Linked DNA regions of Mus musculus: region 1 is linked to region 2. A link is a loop called in an ENCODE intact Hi-C map of the cell type or tissue named here. Cell type or tissue: heart. All regions are shown on one strand.

Region 1 (8,000 bases), 240 kb after region 2:
TGAATAGGGCAGGAAGCAGCATGGTGTGAATAGGCTATGGCCACACCAGCCAGGGAGACCCCATCTCCTGCTCTGTTGCTCTCTGCTGCACCCTCACCCTTGGCTGTACACTGTGAAGTGCTGTCTGACTGCCGAGCCTTTCCACCGCTTTCCTGTCATCTGTTCGGAAGTTTTACTTTATTTTAAAATGTGATCAACTGGTATGAGTCACAGGGAAAAGCATTTGCTAAAAACCACTCCCTTTCATGTGGAAGACATTTTCTAGTCAAGCTTTTGACATGCGTCACTTCTGTAATATGAGGGGATCTGCTTCGGCTGGAGCCAGAAGCCCAGCACAAGCAGAACTGGGGCCAAGAGAGGGCTGTTGGCACCACTGCACAAGCAGGATCTCCATTTATAGGCAGGGAATGGATGTGGATGCCATGCCCAGGTCACACCCAGCTCACCCACGGACTTCACCGATTTACCATGAGGCCCCTGCCTCAGCCTCCGAGAACAGGACCGGACCGAAAGCTGAATTGGTTCCCATGGCTCCCAGACACACCCAGGTGTGATGGCTCCTGAGGAGCGTATATTTGGGCTCAGAGTGTATAAGGCCACAGTCTCTAATCCCTGCCCTCAGGCTCCCGGGCTCCTAACATGTCACCTAGACCCTCCTTCCCCAGGAGATGCTCTTTAAGGTCACACACTCAGTCCACAGATCTGCCCAGACAAAGCCAGGCTGCAGCAAGGCACTGTGTAGTCAGAGACTCCTACTGGGAGCAAGATGGCATTGCACCAAGGCCCTGTGGCACCTCTGATCCTCCAGTAGTGCAGTCAAGAGTTGCCTGAGGTGACAGAGATCTTCCCTACTGAGTCTCAGGAGCCCTAGGGGACTGCTCCTGGTGGACTGGGTCTCTGGCAGCCATCACTCTTGTGTGTGGCTGAGAGCATTTGGACAGAATGCTTTTTGATGGTTGTGTGTGTGTGTGTGTGTGTGTGTGTGTGTGAGTGAAAGGTTCCATGGTGGAGCACCAGCTACAGTGCTCCAGAGGGTTGAGTGCTCCTGATACTGTCCCATGAGCACACATAGTGAAATAAAAGCACAGATGACCTTTGTCGTAGTGTGCCTGTGACTTGTGGTCAACGAGTGTATACAGAGCACATTAACTCACACCTCACTGAACCTTGATCTCCACAACCTGCTTGGTACAGTGAGCATCTCTGGGTAGAGCAGCCCTCTCAAGGCTGCCTGGGACCTCTCAGAACTGGGTTTTCATCTCCTCCCTTAACGGCTGACTCTCTGCATGGGCTGTGAAGTCTGTTGCGGGCTCCTCCTGTTCTTCAGGCGTGTCCCAGTGCCACCCCTGTAAGGTGAGGCAGGAAGATTTACTGCTTACCTCTGTGCACACGGTGTGCAAACAGCTTCCGAGGAGATCCATGGATCCGTGAGGCACACCTGTGGTGCCAAGCTGCCCCTCAGCAGCCAGTGATGGGGAGGAGCACCCCTCATCTTCAAGCCGTGCTCCCATCAGGCCTTGAGCTCACAAGTATAGCCCAGTTGCTCTCCGAGGCCGAGGGGTCAGTGTTGCTGAGGTCGAGTTGAGGAAACCTGTAATGTAGTGTGGTCCTCATGTGGGGGTTGGGGGCCTCTCCCAGACTGGGTGCCCCCTTCTCGGTGGATTAGAAGCACGTCGTCCGGTTGGGTGGGTGGTTTGGTGCGCTCCTTTGGGAGGTTTGTAAGAATTTTAGGAGATGATGAGGTATATCTCCACAGTGCAGGCCTGGGGGCTGTGACCCAGCCTTTCTGCCCTATGTCTGCTCCCCAGTCTGCTGTTCTCATCTCCCACGGCCACAGGCTGCCCCAGCCACACCTCTCCTGGGTGACGGGCCGTATCCGCTAAAACCGTGAGCCAGAGTCAGTCCTTTTCCCTTACGTGGCTGCTTGTTGGGTATTGGTCACAATAAGAGCAGCCAGCAGGGAAAATGAGGCTCTGACACAGTGAGCAGGAGGTGCCTTGCTCTGTCTGGTGAGCCCTGTCTACAGAGTCCTGTCATTTGGGGGAGCTCTGTCTGGGGGAACATGTGGGGTTTCTTCTGCTCCACCATGGTAGAACCACCTACTCCAAGGACTCAGAAATAGCCAGCAGTCCCTGCGTCCCTCTGGGTCCCTTGGTGGAAATACCTGGCTGTAAGAGGGTGGTCTGTAGCTGGGAGCTGTTCTGCTCCGCGAGCCTGGCTTTGGGCTGAGTGGTACCTTAGTGGGTTTGGGCGTCTGAGTTTTGAGATGAGCTCCAAGTCTGAGTAAGCCTCTTTCAGAATCTGGCGACCTGGCTTTTTATAAACGCAAGTGCTACTGTTCTGCTCAGCCCCGGTGATAATTACTGAACAGTCTCTAAATGACGCTGACAGGTGACATTGAGGAACCCGACATTCAGGAGTATTTTGGGGACTTGTTCTGTGCCTGACCATATGGTCTAGTAGCTAAAAGGATTTAACATCGACAAGATGTGTTTCAAAAGGGAAGATTTCAAACTGCCTGTTTATTTTCTCCCTTCTTCCAGAGGAGTATTTTTATGCCTGTTACAAACATGGCAGAAGCCATGTGTTTATTGCCTCCGCCCCACGAGCACAGACCTGTCACTAGGCAGACTCCGTCTTCCTTCCTCATAGCAGGAGAAGCACAGTGCCTGGTCCCCAGCCTGGACCCGTGGGCTCTGAGCACGGGGCTTCACCACCTGGAACATTAGGGCATTCTCAACAGGACTGCTGGTCTGGTCTAGATGGATTGCTAAGGTCTGTAGATGCAGGAGCCTCCAATCGATCACGGGATGGCGGGGCCGGTGAGAACGGAGCGTGTGAACAGCATTCTTAGATGTTCGCCACACACTTGAGGGCACCACACAAAGGGATTCGAGACAGTTCCTGGGACCACAGAGGACCTGGGGGTCTTGAATGCTACATGCTGCTGTGAAAGGCCACCAATGGCAGCCACGGGCTCACAGCAGCTCGCCTAGCCTCCCAGTTTTAAAGCCCAGTGAGTAGTGAGACCCTGTTATCACTGACCCTGCCTAGCACCCCAGACTCAGGCTCAGGTTGTGTGGGAAGAAATTTGTGTTGTGAGAGAAATGCTGAGTTGACCTGGCTATGTTGATTCTGTGACTGCCACAGACTAGGGCTCGATTGGAGCCACCAGCTCCGGAGACTACCTCAGCGTTCCGTCTCGTTCAAGGTGAAATAGCTGGTCCGGGAGCCAGAGTGTTTGAGAGGTCGAAAGCCCTGGTGTGTGTGTGTGTTTGGGAGTATTATTAGTCAGAAAATTTAACAAACCAGCTATGAAATAGAAGTGGGCTCTTAATTAAAAGATAGCACCGTGCAGCCTGCCGGGCCGGAGTGGGCTGTTTTAGTTTTTAGCATCATTCCCTCCGTTGCAAAGCCACCGTCTGCTGTGTTTATAGGGTCACTGTACAGTCATCACCAATGGTGGGTTGGAAGTTTATTTATAACGCAATAATCAGAAGAGCTGATTACAAGGATCGTTTTAGAATCTTCTGGCTGCGAGAAATTGTAAATAGGGTCCAGATGCGTGCTCAAACATTTGTCACTGCGTGGAGGCAGGAGCGCTGGGAGTCTGGGGAGGCTGAGACGCGTTGGCTAGGTGGTTTGGAGCAAGTGGGTCAGTGTCCATCGTTAGCATTCCCCCACCCCTCCCCCTCTGCACACTTCTCCCACCCACCCCTTTGTACACCCCTCCCATGATAAACCAGCCATATCACTATACTGCAGAAGCCAGGAGAGGAAGGAAAGGCTACAGAGAGAGGAGGCGCCGAGAACAGGATGGCTTCCCGTAAATGCAGATTATGGTCAGAGCAAGTGACACCAGGAGGAAATCTTTCTCTGATCCAGCACAGCACATAGCAAAGCACACACAGCCAGCCCAGTCCAGAGAGTTTGGCTACATGGAAAGCAGGCCGGGCCACCAGGGAAGGTGCCTACTGCCAGGATCCCCATCTGCAGGAAGTGGGCTTCCACAGGGCTGGGCCCATGGGAGGCCTCCTGTTTGGGTTATGCACAGAAACACTTTTCGTTCACAGCAATCGGATTTAAGTGGGCGGAACGTGCATTAAGTTGTGGGGCTGTGGGGCTGTTGTTTAGTTTGATTTAATGTTGATAAATGACAGCCGATTGCTTGCCCAGATGGGTGGGATAAATTCCACCAGAACTTATGTCTTGCTCTGCAGGCTGGCTCCACGGCAGTCCCCTGTGAGTTCCTGGTGTACCATCAGTAGGATTAATATGCCCTTTGACATATTAGAAGCTCAGAGGGCCCAGACCGTAGAGATTTCCCAGGAGCCCTGGTCCCATGACTCAGCCACTACGACAGTGCTGTGCTCAGCACATGGCTGCTGTGGTCCTCATTGGAGTCCTGCAGAGATTGTCCTGCACTGTCTCCCTAGAGCGTAGTCTAGACGTCTCTGGGTGATTATGAGGATTGCCCTACGGTGGGAGCACTCCCTGCTCTGCTCGCTGCTGAGGTCCCGGCGTGATGGTATCACAGAACCACTCTGAAGCAGAGAAGCTGTGAGAAGGTGAAGCCACAGAAACAGACGACTCACTCGGTGTCTTTGTTTCTCCAGGGTGACTGGAATGACATCGACTCCATTAAGAAGAAAGACCTTCACCACAGCAGAGGAGATGAGAAAGCACAGGGTGTGGAGACCCTCCCTCCAGGTACCGTGTCTGAACTGGGGCTGGGCTTCCGTGGACCTCCTAATTGTTAATGGTCTGAATATAGTGCCAGGGCGGTGGCTTAGGGCGGTGGCTTGGGGCAGAGAGAGAATGACTTATGCTTCTGGACACTGCCCTTTCCTGTCAGGACCTTGGTGTGTGGTCAGCAGAGTCTATCGAGAGAGAAACAGAGTAGAGGATAAATGACAAGGTCTGAGCTTACAGGTCATGAAAAAATTTCAAACTGACTTGATTTTTTTTCTTTTTCTGTTAAAGAGTTTTAGGTTCACAGCAAAGTTGGCAAAAGATCCAGAATGTTCACATGCCATGCATGTAGCTCCCACTGCCTGTCTGTATCTCACCACGGTGGGACACAGGAATGGGCTGTGAACTGCATTAAATCAGGGTCACCACCAGAGTCCACAGTGAGGATCATGCTTGGTGGTATGTAGATGCCAGTAGAGGCCAGAAGAAGGTATCAGGTCCCTTGGTTTTATAAGCCACAGGAAGTGGGACATGAGAGCTCAACCCCAGTCCTGTGTAAGAGCAACGTGCCCTCTTAACCACTGAGCCATCTCTCCAGCCTTAGCTGGCCAAGTTCTAGCACTGGATGACCATCCACTGCCTGGCTCTACCTCAGCTTATTTTTGCATTCACTTGCTGAATGGTGTCTTGGTTGCTTCTAAGTTTTGGCAGTTGCGAATAAAGTTAATATATAAATACTGATATTTCAAAACACAGCTTCTGTTCCAAAGGGAACTAGCAGTGGCTGATTCTAAACGAGTGACCCCAGCCTAGGAACATGGGTTGGGTGGTCCTTGATGACATTGTCTACCAGGGAAGAGATTCTGTGAGATTTTATAATTGTAGAAAAGAGAAACATCATGAGATAAGGCGTTCCCCCGCGCCACCATCAAGGACAGCTGGGAGACACGGCAGCAGAGCGGAATCTCCTAGGGTTTAGACAGGGAGTTTCAGATACAGGGATTGGAGACTGGCTGTGAGGAGACTAAAGGAGGGAGAGATGATGCTGACTAGACCTGAGATGTTTGTGTGTGGTCTCCTAGAATTTTATTTATGTCTAAGGCCCCTTTGAGTTAGTTTGTATGAAAGATGGGAGTTGCCTGTCTAGAGTCCTGAATTGATCTGGTTATGGGTGTCAGCTGTTGAAAGTTTACTCTTTTGCTGGGTGTTGGTGGTGCACACCTTTAATCCCTGTACTCAGGAGGCAGAATCAAGTTATTCTCTGAGTTCAAGGGCATCCAAAATGAAGGGAGGGAGGAAGGGAAATAGACAGACAGAAAGAAAGAGGCATGACACTGAGACCCTGGAGGAAAGGAAGAGGGCCTTCAGAGAGAGGAAGCTGCATCTTGCTGTTGTCTCCTTCAGTGCTGAGTCTGACGAGTCCGGAGCTTTGTATGCTTGGGTGGAGACTGTAGCCATGGGATTTATTAAACTGGATGCACAATGAAAAGACCTTTCTCCAGGTTCAGGAGAACCTGAATGTTTATGAGGATGTCTTAGCCGCAGGTCAGTTCCAGGTGCCATGAAAAGGAACACGGATGCGAGTGTGTCCTTATCAACTGGCTCACATCAGAGGCTAATGGGTGGATTTGACCGGCAGCAAGTGGAGTCCTGGCACTAGAACTCTGCTTGGGCCAGATGCTGAGAATAAACTGAAGCTTATTTATTTAAAGTTCCAGATGAGTTGCTGTGGACCAGTGGTTTTCAACCTTCCTAATGCCATGACCCACAACCATAAAATTATTTCATTGCTACTTCTTAACTATAATTTTGCTACTGTTACGAATTGTAATGTGAGTATCCGATATCCAAGATATCTGATATTTGACTCCAGGGAAAGGGTGGTTCAACCCCTGAGGGGGTCTCCACCCACAGGCTGAGAACCACTGCTCTAGATTCTAAAAGATGAAATTGTTTTTTGGAGGTTTTAATGTTAGTAAACTAGAGTTATTTTCCCCTCCATTTTACTTCCCATTCCTGCATTTCAAAGTTGCTTTCCCCCCTTTCAAGACTTGATGGTTAATAGAAACAATGTTTCAGACAGCAGGGATCCAGTGTGATACTTCAGGTTTTCCCTGAACACTTGCGTTTGTCATTAGAGATGTGTTTTTTCTAGGTATCAGGGATGCAATGTCCATACTTAAATGGGGTGACAAGGAGCTGGAGAGATAGCTCAGCCAGTAAGAGCACTGACTGCTCTTCCAGAGGCCCTGAGCTCAATTCTTAGCAACCCATGGTAGCTCACAACCATCTGTAATACCCATTGCTCTCTTCTGATGTGTCTGAAGACAGCTACAGTATACTCACATATATCAATTTTTTTAAAAAAAGGTTATGTGTGTTTAGAACAAAGCAAAACAGTAATGTACAAGGCAAAATGCTTTTGGATAAGTATAAGCCTACTGTATGACCTTTCTTAATTCGAACTCTTGGCCTTAAATGGTCGACTGTTAGATATTTGTACAAAATAAAAAAAAATTTTTTTTTGAAGAGCTAAAAAATAGGCTGTTGTGTGAATATGTGTGTAGTTGTCTATGTACACACATGCGTACATACATACATATATACATGGACACAAAGGAGCTGTCTGGCTCTAGAGTGTTAAATCTGCCCTGCAGGTTAAACCCTCCATTGCAATGGCTGCCTTAAGGAGGTTACTAGTCCTGTACATATATGTACATGTCTATAGCTACACTGCTTCCCAGTGATAACAGCCCCGGGAAGCGTGCTGCAGTCTACCAGCATCAGAATGTGTGTGTGTGTGTGTGTGTGTGTAGCTTGTATGTCCACAGAGCTGCTGTGGATGTGATGTGAGCCATATGAAGGGTAAGAAGCTGCCGCTCCCAATTAGCCTGCTGGGCACTCAGGTTAAACAACCGATGCCTGTTAGGGTAGGTTGGTAGGTTGGTAGGTTGGCTGGTTGATGGTTGATAGGTTAGTAGGTTGGCTGGTTGGTAGGTTGGCTGGTTGGTAGGTATGTTGTGACTGGTAGGTTGGTGGTTGGTAGGTTGACTGGTCGGTAGTTGGTAGGTTAGTAGGTTGCCTGGTTGGCTGGTAGGTCGGCTGGTTGGTCAGTTGGTTGGTAGGTTGGCTGGTAGGTCGGTTGGTAGGTTGGCTGGTAGGTCGGTTGGTAGGTTGGCTGGTTGGTAGGTCGGTTGGTAGGTTGGCTGGTTGGCTGGTTGGCTGGTTAGCTGGTTGGTTATTTCTGTTCAATTGCTACTTGTATTATGGAAGGCAAAGCATTTCCTTTCAATAGTCTGTTATCTTTA
Region 2 (8,000 bases):
AAGGAATCTTACATACTTTTCCTTTTATAAATATTGCCTATGGCTAGATTATTTTCTAAGACACATTCTTCTTTTTTCTTTCTTTCTTTTTTTTTTTTTTGTTTTTTTGTTTTTTTGTTTTTTTTTTTTTGTTGTTGTTGTTGTTGTTTTCGAGACAGGGTTTCTCTGTGTAACCCTGGCTGTCCTGGAACTCACTCTGTAGACCAGGCTGGCCTCAAACTCAGAAATCCGCCTGCCTCTGCCTCTCAAGTGATGGGATTAAAGGCGTGCGCCACCACTGTCTGGCTACTAAGACACATTCTCTTGAGCTGTTTATTTATTTTAGAGTACTGTCTTGTATTTTGAGACAGGATCTTATTCTACAGCCCAGGCTGACCTTGAGCTCAGTCCTTCTGCCTCAGTCTCCTAACATTTTGGGTAATAGGTAAGTACTGCCAGTTACCCTGACTTGAAAGCCATATCAGTTTTAACAGACTTGTGCATGTTGCCAACTTACCCTCTCAAAAGTATACACATTGATTTTCTCCAAGTGAATCTGTCACCATCTGACTTGTTTTATTACAGATAGGAATCGTGGGTAGGTGTCTTAGTCAGGGTTTCTATTCCTGTACAAACACCCTGACCAAGAAGCAAGTTGGGGAGGAATGGGTTTATTCAGCTTACACTTCGACATTGCTGTTCATCACCAAAGGAAGTCAGGACTGCAACTCAAGCAGGTTAGGAAGCAGGAGCTGATGCAGAGGCCATGGAGGGATGTTACTTAGTGGCTTGCTTCCCCTGGCTTGCTCAGCTTGCTTTCTTATAGAATCCAAGACTGCCAGCCCAAGGATAAGGGGCCCTCCCCCCTTGATCACTGATTGAGAAAATGCCTTACAGCTGGATCTCATGGAGGCATTTCCTGTGATAACTCCAGCCTGTGTTAAGTTGACAAACAAAACCAGCTAGTACAGTAGGCAATTCTGGTGCTGGCAGTCACCAGCCCTTGAGTGCCCCATGGAACTAGACCCAGAAGTTTATGGCTTCAACCCTAGAGAGCTGGAGACTCTAGGTTTTATAACTCTTAGAATTCTGGATATTGGTATTGAAGTTGAAGGCTTAACTCTGTGGTGTGCTTTAAGCACTTGACAGCTGTTACAATCCTTCACATCCAATAGCCATGAGCAATAGCATTAGGAAGTAGTGATATCCAACACTTGTTAGCCTTGGCTCTCACAGTAACCAGTATTGGAGCTCTCAGACCTAGTATGTCTAAGGTGCTTGGCCTTAACTATGGTTCTTGGACCTTAAGACTCTTGGTGTTTAAGCCTTGGAAGCTTTTTGAAACAGTCGGTGTGTAGGGCCTGCAGTTCTTCCTTTTCAGCTCTGTGCTGACTTTGTCATCTCTGCACTCTTTACTTTCTAGGAGGCTTTAGCTACCCTTCATTGTTGCTGTTGCTTCTGTTATTGTGACCGTCTTTGCCATCACTGCTGCCCTGCCTCTGCTTGCATCTCCTACGTTACCAGCTCAGCCTGTTCTTTTACTAACAATACCAAAAGCCAGCAAAAAGAGATTGCTTGAGCTAGGTATGTTGGTACATGCCCGCAGTCCCAGTACTTGGGAAGTAGAAGCAGAAGGATCAGGAGTTCAAGGTCATTCGTTCTCAGTGGGTTTGAGGCCAGCGTGGACTACATGAGATCTTGTCTCAGAGAACACCACCAGAGCCTGCTTACAAGGGGCCCTCCGTTGGACCTCATGTTCATTGTTGTAACACTAGGGTGCAACACAGAAGGGTGTTTGGGGATGACTCAAAGTCACCTGAATAGCCTGCCCTGTTTGTTTAGCCAGAAAAAGTTGTGGCAGGTATATTTGTACCAGTCACAGGCCTTCTCTGGCTACTAGGAGAGGTGCTCACCAACTGACCTAACTGCTAAACCTCACCCAACCTCACTGGAAAAGTTCATTGCAGCGTTTGATGTAACAAACATAGTTCCTTCTGGAGCCAGAGTCGTGTGCAACAAGCAGGTGTGATTGCAGTGGAGCTACCTCAAGGAGTAGTCGATGAGGTAGGTGACTGCCATAAACAGGATTAGGTTGGCTGCTTGGTTCTCAAGCCAGCTGGGTACTAGGAAAGGGTCTAATAGCTGTCAGGGAATCAAAGCACTCTGGTTCCAGCATCTTAGCTTGTTTAAAGGAAACGTAAACACTGAAGAGGTGCTTACAATAAAGTCAGTGGTGCTCTAATACTTAACAGTGCTCCCCTCTTGGTCAAATACTCTGAGAAAGGTTAGATTAGTTTATTGGTCTCAAATCAGGCTCCACCATCACCATCATTATTTTGAGACAAAATCTCTTGTAGCTCAGGCTGGCCTTGAACTTGCAGTGTTGTTGAGGACGACCTGAGACTTTCTTCTACTTCCTGAGTTCAGAGATACTAACAGTCATGCACCACCACACTTGATTCATATGGTCCTGAGTTTGAACACGGGCTCTACATGACAGGCAGTGGAGCTACATTCACAACAATATTTAAGAGTTTTTTGTTTCTGTTTTTAATAGTGTTATAGGATATTTGAAAAAGATTTACTTTTTTCTACTTTATGAAGTGTTTTGCCTGTATATATGTGTGTATACCTTGTATATGACTGGTCCCCAAGGAGGCCAGAAGAGGACACTGGAGCCTCTAGAACTGGAGTGACAGATGGCTATAAGCAGCCGTGTAAGGGCTATGAGCAGAACCCAGATCTTATGGATGAATAGCTAGTACTTTTAACTGCTGAGCTATCTCTACAGTCCCACAACATTAATTTTTATTGATTCTTTGATAAGGGAGCCATATCATTTTCTTTTTAATTTGTTTAATTGCTCAAAGTGTATTTTTTACATCACCTATTTAAGTTTATTCTGTAAAATTTGTTTACATAATAGTTTGTTTCTTATTTAGACTATTCTTTCTCACTGACTGTAGAATTCATTTCGTAAAGTCTTCTCATACCCTCGTTTCATTCAGTCAGAATGTAGACTTTTGAAAATGATTTTAAGGATAACCCATAAGAAATTTCTCTCCCATAAAAAATTTTGTTTTTGTTAACGTCTGATGTAGTCCAGGATTGTCTTGCTCTCCCTTGTGAAGTGTACACTGGCCTTGAATTTACACGATGCTCCTGTACAGTATCCCTAGTACTGGCTTAACAGGGAGCCCCACAATATACCGGACCTCACCATATCACACATTTAGTTTTCAAAACTACCTTTTCGAGTTACTCTAGGTGGAACAGATGTGAACTAGATATTTTAGATAGGAAAAGTGTGTTTTATACCTTAAACCTGATTTTATTCCTTGCTCTGGCTAATTCAGAAGGAAACAGCTTTGCGTGACTAGCTTGTCTCTTTTTCCCTTGCTTAGGCCTTCAGAACTGGGCAGCTAGAACTGGCTTTTAGTGGGAAAGTACCCTTTTGCTTCTTGCTATGTACTGACAGATTTCATTTTACTTAAGTTGCTTCAGGGGATGCGGAGATGTGCAGGGAGCATTATCAGTCTTTCAAGGCCTCCTGTTATTGACGATGGAACTGAGGCTATAATCTCTGGCCTGCTCTGCCCCACAACCTGATAGAGCAGTGTCTGATTTGTATTCTGTTGCAGGTTCATCAGATGACACAGGACAAGCCAAGCGATGATCTGCTCCTGGTTAATCAGTTGTAGGCACAGCAGTTCCTCAGGTGTCCTGATGGTGGTGCTGTGGTGCTGCTCAAGGACCTCTGTGGCCAGAGAACTTGCCCTTAGATTGAGGGGATTGAGGTCTTGAGCCTCCTCAACTGTGCTGTGCCGGAAGGGCAGCCCAGACAGGCTTCCATTCTAGAAGTGGTTATTCGTGCCTCAGCCACTTGGCTGACCCTAAACCTTTCCCTGCATGTGCTTTGATGTGCTTTGCTGATTCAGAGGGCAGAAGAGCATCTACCAGTGACACCTGTGGAGAGACTCAAACTAGGGTGGTCTGCCAGAGAGTCACAACACAGAGACCGAGGCAGAGGGACTGATGCTGGGGTAGTAACTCTGTAGACATGCTTTAGCTCAAACCCCAAGCCATTCAACAAGCACACACTATCCCTGCAAAAGCGAGGTGTGAGGATTCAGTTCTGGGGCAATGTTTACTTTCTAGCACAGCCATTGATAATGAGTGACAAAAGCAAGGCTGGGAGGGGAAACCTGCCTGTGTGGCAGGAGCTGACCCACAGAGTGCAGGTCGTTGACATACAAGAACTGGTGGAAATCACTTGTCCTGTTGTGGACATGTGGTGGGCGTTAGGTGTGAGGGGATCTGGGGCTGAAAGGCTCCACATGGGGATCCCTGCTCTTTCTTTGAAGGCACTGCTGGGGCCGTCAAGAATGGAGAGGGGGACACCAAAGGGGACATAGTCATTTGCTGCTCTCAGCTACTCCTCGTGCGCCACAGTAAATGATCTCTAGGGCCTGTCCTCTGCAGCTTTCTCTCCTCAGTTCCTCACAGACCCTGTCCTTTCCCGTTCACGTTCTCAGGGGCGCTTTCGAGGCAGGCCTCAGGGATTACTCTGATTTATTTCTGGTGTGCTTGTACCCTCTGAGCTCACTCTCTTTATTTGAGGCAGAATCTCATGCAGCTAGAGCTGACTTTGATTTGCTGCGGAGCCAGTGCTGACCTTGAACTCCTGATCCTCCTTCCTCAGCTGCTGAGATGCCAGGCTTGCACCAGGAGTGCCCAGCTCGCCGCTCCCACTTTTGTTTTAAAAAGCCCCTGTCCAGAGGCAGCTTTATCACTTCGTAATCCTCCATTCTCTTGAGCATCTTCTGAATGCTAATCCTCTGTTTTATATTTCACCTTCCCTTCCCGTACAGATATGTGGTAGGCACTGTGTAGTTTAAACGTTAATTCCCATCATTCTAGGATCTGCCATCTCCACTCTTCTAACTTCTAACGTCAGGCCTCAGCTCCCTGCCAGTGATTTCACCCATCCCCAGCCTCCTTTTTTGTTTCCTATGGGCATGCTGTTTACCTCGGGGTCTATCCTGGGACCCTGATGACACCCTGGACCTGAATCCCAAGATTGCCATCAAGCACTAATGGAGACCTTGTATTTGAGGTCCCTCCACTTCACATGCTCCCAGTTATCTTTTGGCTCACCCTTCCTCCCTCAGTTTCTCATGTGTTCCTTACTGCCATGTCCTCTGGCCCTCATTAGCACCCCCAGTCCAGCACCTTCTGTTGTTACTTTATTGAGATCCGAGTCCCCTAATGTCCTTTCATTCTCTCCCTCCAGGGGCCAGATCAGTTGTTTGTGGGTAGTGGTGAGCTTCCGTGATGGATTTTCTCCAAATCCCGCTTTCCTCTGCACTGGTCCAGCTGTCTCGGGAAAAGCCGCTCATCTGAGGAAGAGTCACCCACGAGGCAGCATAGCTTTTAGTTTATGGTTTTATGGTGAAGTTACGGTTGATTGTAGCATAAATGCTAAGAGAAGGCAAGAAGTGTAAAATGCTCTGTAGTGAATACAGCTGGTAAGAATGAGGAAAGGTTTAAAGGAGGACCCAGGGGCTGTTCCTCACTCCACCCCCTAGTCTCTCTGGATGTGAAAGCATGGGTGTCTGGGGTAAAAAGCTCTCAGCTGTAAAGCCATGGGAGGACAAGGTCCTAGCAAGGACCCCTGGCTTGGAGCACCTTGAGGGCATGGAGCACACAGGTGAGAAAGCTGACCTGGCATTGCAGCGTGTACCTGCTCTGCCTTCATGTCCTCATGGAGGAGGTGACCATTTTCAAGACTGAGTGAGTGTGTGGTGTCATAGGGCGCCCATTCCATCTGGGGCTTTGCTTCTCTGACTCCCCAGGCAGTTTGCCGTGGCCTGCAGTTAGCCGTGTCCCTTAGTCTAGCCCTGGCCCGTTTCTCATCTCACTTTCCCTTCTATTTCCAGACACCGAGTTCTGTGGTTCTAAGCCAGCCTGCCCAGCTGATTGTCCTTCCCGCATTCCGTCAGTTCTCTTGTTTTCACTGAGAACCCTGGATGGAAGTGCCCACTCTGCTGTGTGCACGATCTCAGGGCCCCAGCCTTGTAGAGGGAACTCAGTTTTCCTCTCTGGCCTCCTCATATAGGACCTCCCTGCGTTTCTGCTTGTTTCTAAGGTCCCTGAAGCACAAACTTTCTCCTCTCCTCACCCCTAAGGCTTCTCTTCCACTCCATTAGGTCACTAGCCACCTTTGGGCAAGTTCCTCTCAAGCTTTGGGTTTCTGCCCCTTGAACCAACTGTCATATCTTGAGCTGACAGCCTTATGGCATGCAGGTCCTCCGTGATATATCCTCCACAGTATTGTCTTACTCTTTCTTAGTCTAGCCTCCTCTTCTTGCCCCTGGTCCTCCATGCCAGTGACCATTTGTATCTGTAGGGGCTCTTTCCCTCTTAAAAGCAAAATGACTCTGGGCATGGTAGAGCCCACCTGCCATCCCAGCATTGAGAGACAGGCCGGAAGATGTGCAGTTCCAGGGCTGCCCAGTCTGCTCAGCAAGACGCTATCCTGTTCCCCAAACAGCAACAAAACTCAAGCAAACAAAAGAATCCTAAACCAAAGCAGAGTCTACCTGGGAGAACTGTAGTCTGGCCACTGCCGCCTCGGCCGTCCTACCCGTCCTCCCTACCCAAGATGGCCCCTGACTCTTGTGTTGCCTCATACAGTTTAATATGGCTTTGGAATCAGTGTTGTCTTGGGACAGTGGCAGGAGAAGGAGCAGCTGTGGAGCTTAGTAAGATCCAGACAGTACCAAGAACATGTGCTAAGCTGCCAGGCATCAAGAGAGTGAAGGTAGGTGAGAACTCAAGCTGGCTTGTAGCTGAGGATGACCTTGAACCTCAGCCTCAGCCCCGGACCCTCTCGTGTTTTAGTAAATGCTGCCCTAAACATTACACAAGAATGTGACAAATGGAGGAATAGAACACGGGACATCAGAAAGAACTAATCAGATAAAATCAGAACTTGGAACATTCTTCGAAACTTCAAATACCATGTCACGAAAGAAAGAAAAAAATTGGTACATACAGTTGTTTCAGACTGGGATATGTATAACCAGCAATCGTTCTGAAACCAGACTGGATTCCAGAAGAGAAGCAATCAGCCCCCTTTCTCTCCACCAACCATCACTAAACCAAAAGCCATAAGACAAACCCCGAGAGCCATCACTGTTGAAAGACAAGCAAGAACCAGGAAGTAAAGGGTGTCACGTGGTCTGAGAGCACCATGCAGGTAGCTTAAGGTTATTACCAGATAAAGTCCATGTATAAATATGTCCAAGTTTTGGTTGCAGAGTGGGATAGTGCTGTTCAGAGATGTGGCCTTCACTGCAGGTGGCTGGACTTGTTCCATCTTATCCCATGAGCAGAAGTGAGGCACAGGGCTCTTGCCTCGATTGGGGGCTGGGTTCTGTGGGTGTCTGTGGACCCTGAGGTTCTTCTCCAAAGTCAGAAGTTAATAGTGGAACAGTGACGAGGTCCCAGAAAGTGTGCTGCTCTAACCAGTGCCCTTGTGGTCTTCCTTCCTGTGTCACATACCTGGTGCCTCGGTTACTGTTCTGTTGCTGTGAAGAGATACAATGACCAAGGCGACTTATGAAAGAAAGCATTTAGTTGAGGGCTTGCTGAAAGTTTCAGAGGGTTAGTCCATGATCATCATGGCAGGGAGTGTGGCAGGTGGGCAGGCATGGCACTGGGACAGTAGCTAGGAGCTTATATCCTGATCAGCAGGCAGAAGAAGACTGAGCCTAGCACACCTCCTCCATCAAGGCTATACTTCCTAAACAGTGCACCAAGTGGGGACCAAGAATTCAGACTTGAGCCTCTGGGAGCCATTCTCATTCAAACCACTACACCCGAGTTCTGTCCCTACCTCTAGGCAATGAGAGCTGTGCCTTGGCATGGCAGAGGAAAGCCTTTCAGGCTCCTGATGTGGCATCTCAGTCCCCGCTGCGTCTGAGAGGCTGCTGCCAGTGGCAGGTGTTTGCTCTTTA

Evidence for each region. Hi-C counts contacts between places; a loop is a spot of excess contacts. Peaks named below come from ENCODE experiments on the same cell type or tissue, not always from the same donor. Only the 100,000 strongest peaks of a DNase experiment are listed, where the experiment ranks them.
Region 1: a loop joins it to region 2, with 6 times the contacts of the local background. A loop is called at or near these places in 5 of 42 quality-filtered maps.

Annotation. Positions count from the first base shown.
Region 1 is chr8:124,290,742-124,298,741 of GRCm38, forward strand. Galnt2 (polypeptide N-acetylgalactosaminyltransferase 2) reads left to right here. Exons shown (of 16, transcript NM_139272.2): 2 at 4,617-4,710. Among named protein-coding and RNA genes, the nearest start is that of Galnt2, 63 kb to the left of the region's middle. In heart, a CTCF peak has its summit at 758; DNase peaks (open chromatin) are centred at 503, 722 and 4,108; H3K27ac peaks cover 2,547 bases.
Region 2 is chr8:124,048,568-124,056,567 of GRCm38, forward strand. It overlaps Gm29897 (a long non-coding RNA gene), which reads left to right and starts at 895. Exons shown (of 4, transcript XR_388188.3): 1 at 895-2,043. In heart, no CTCF peak of the experiment used is centred here; a DNase peak (open chromatin) is centred at 3,724; H3K27me3 peaks cover 2,230 bases.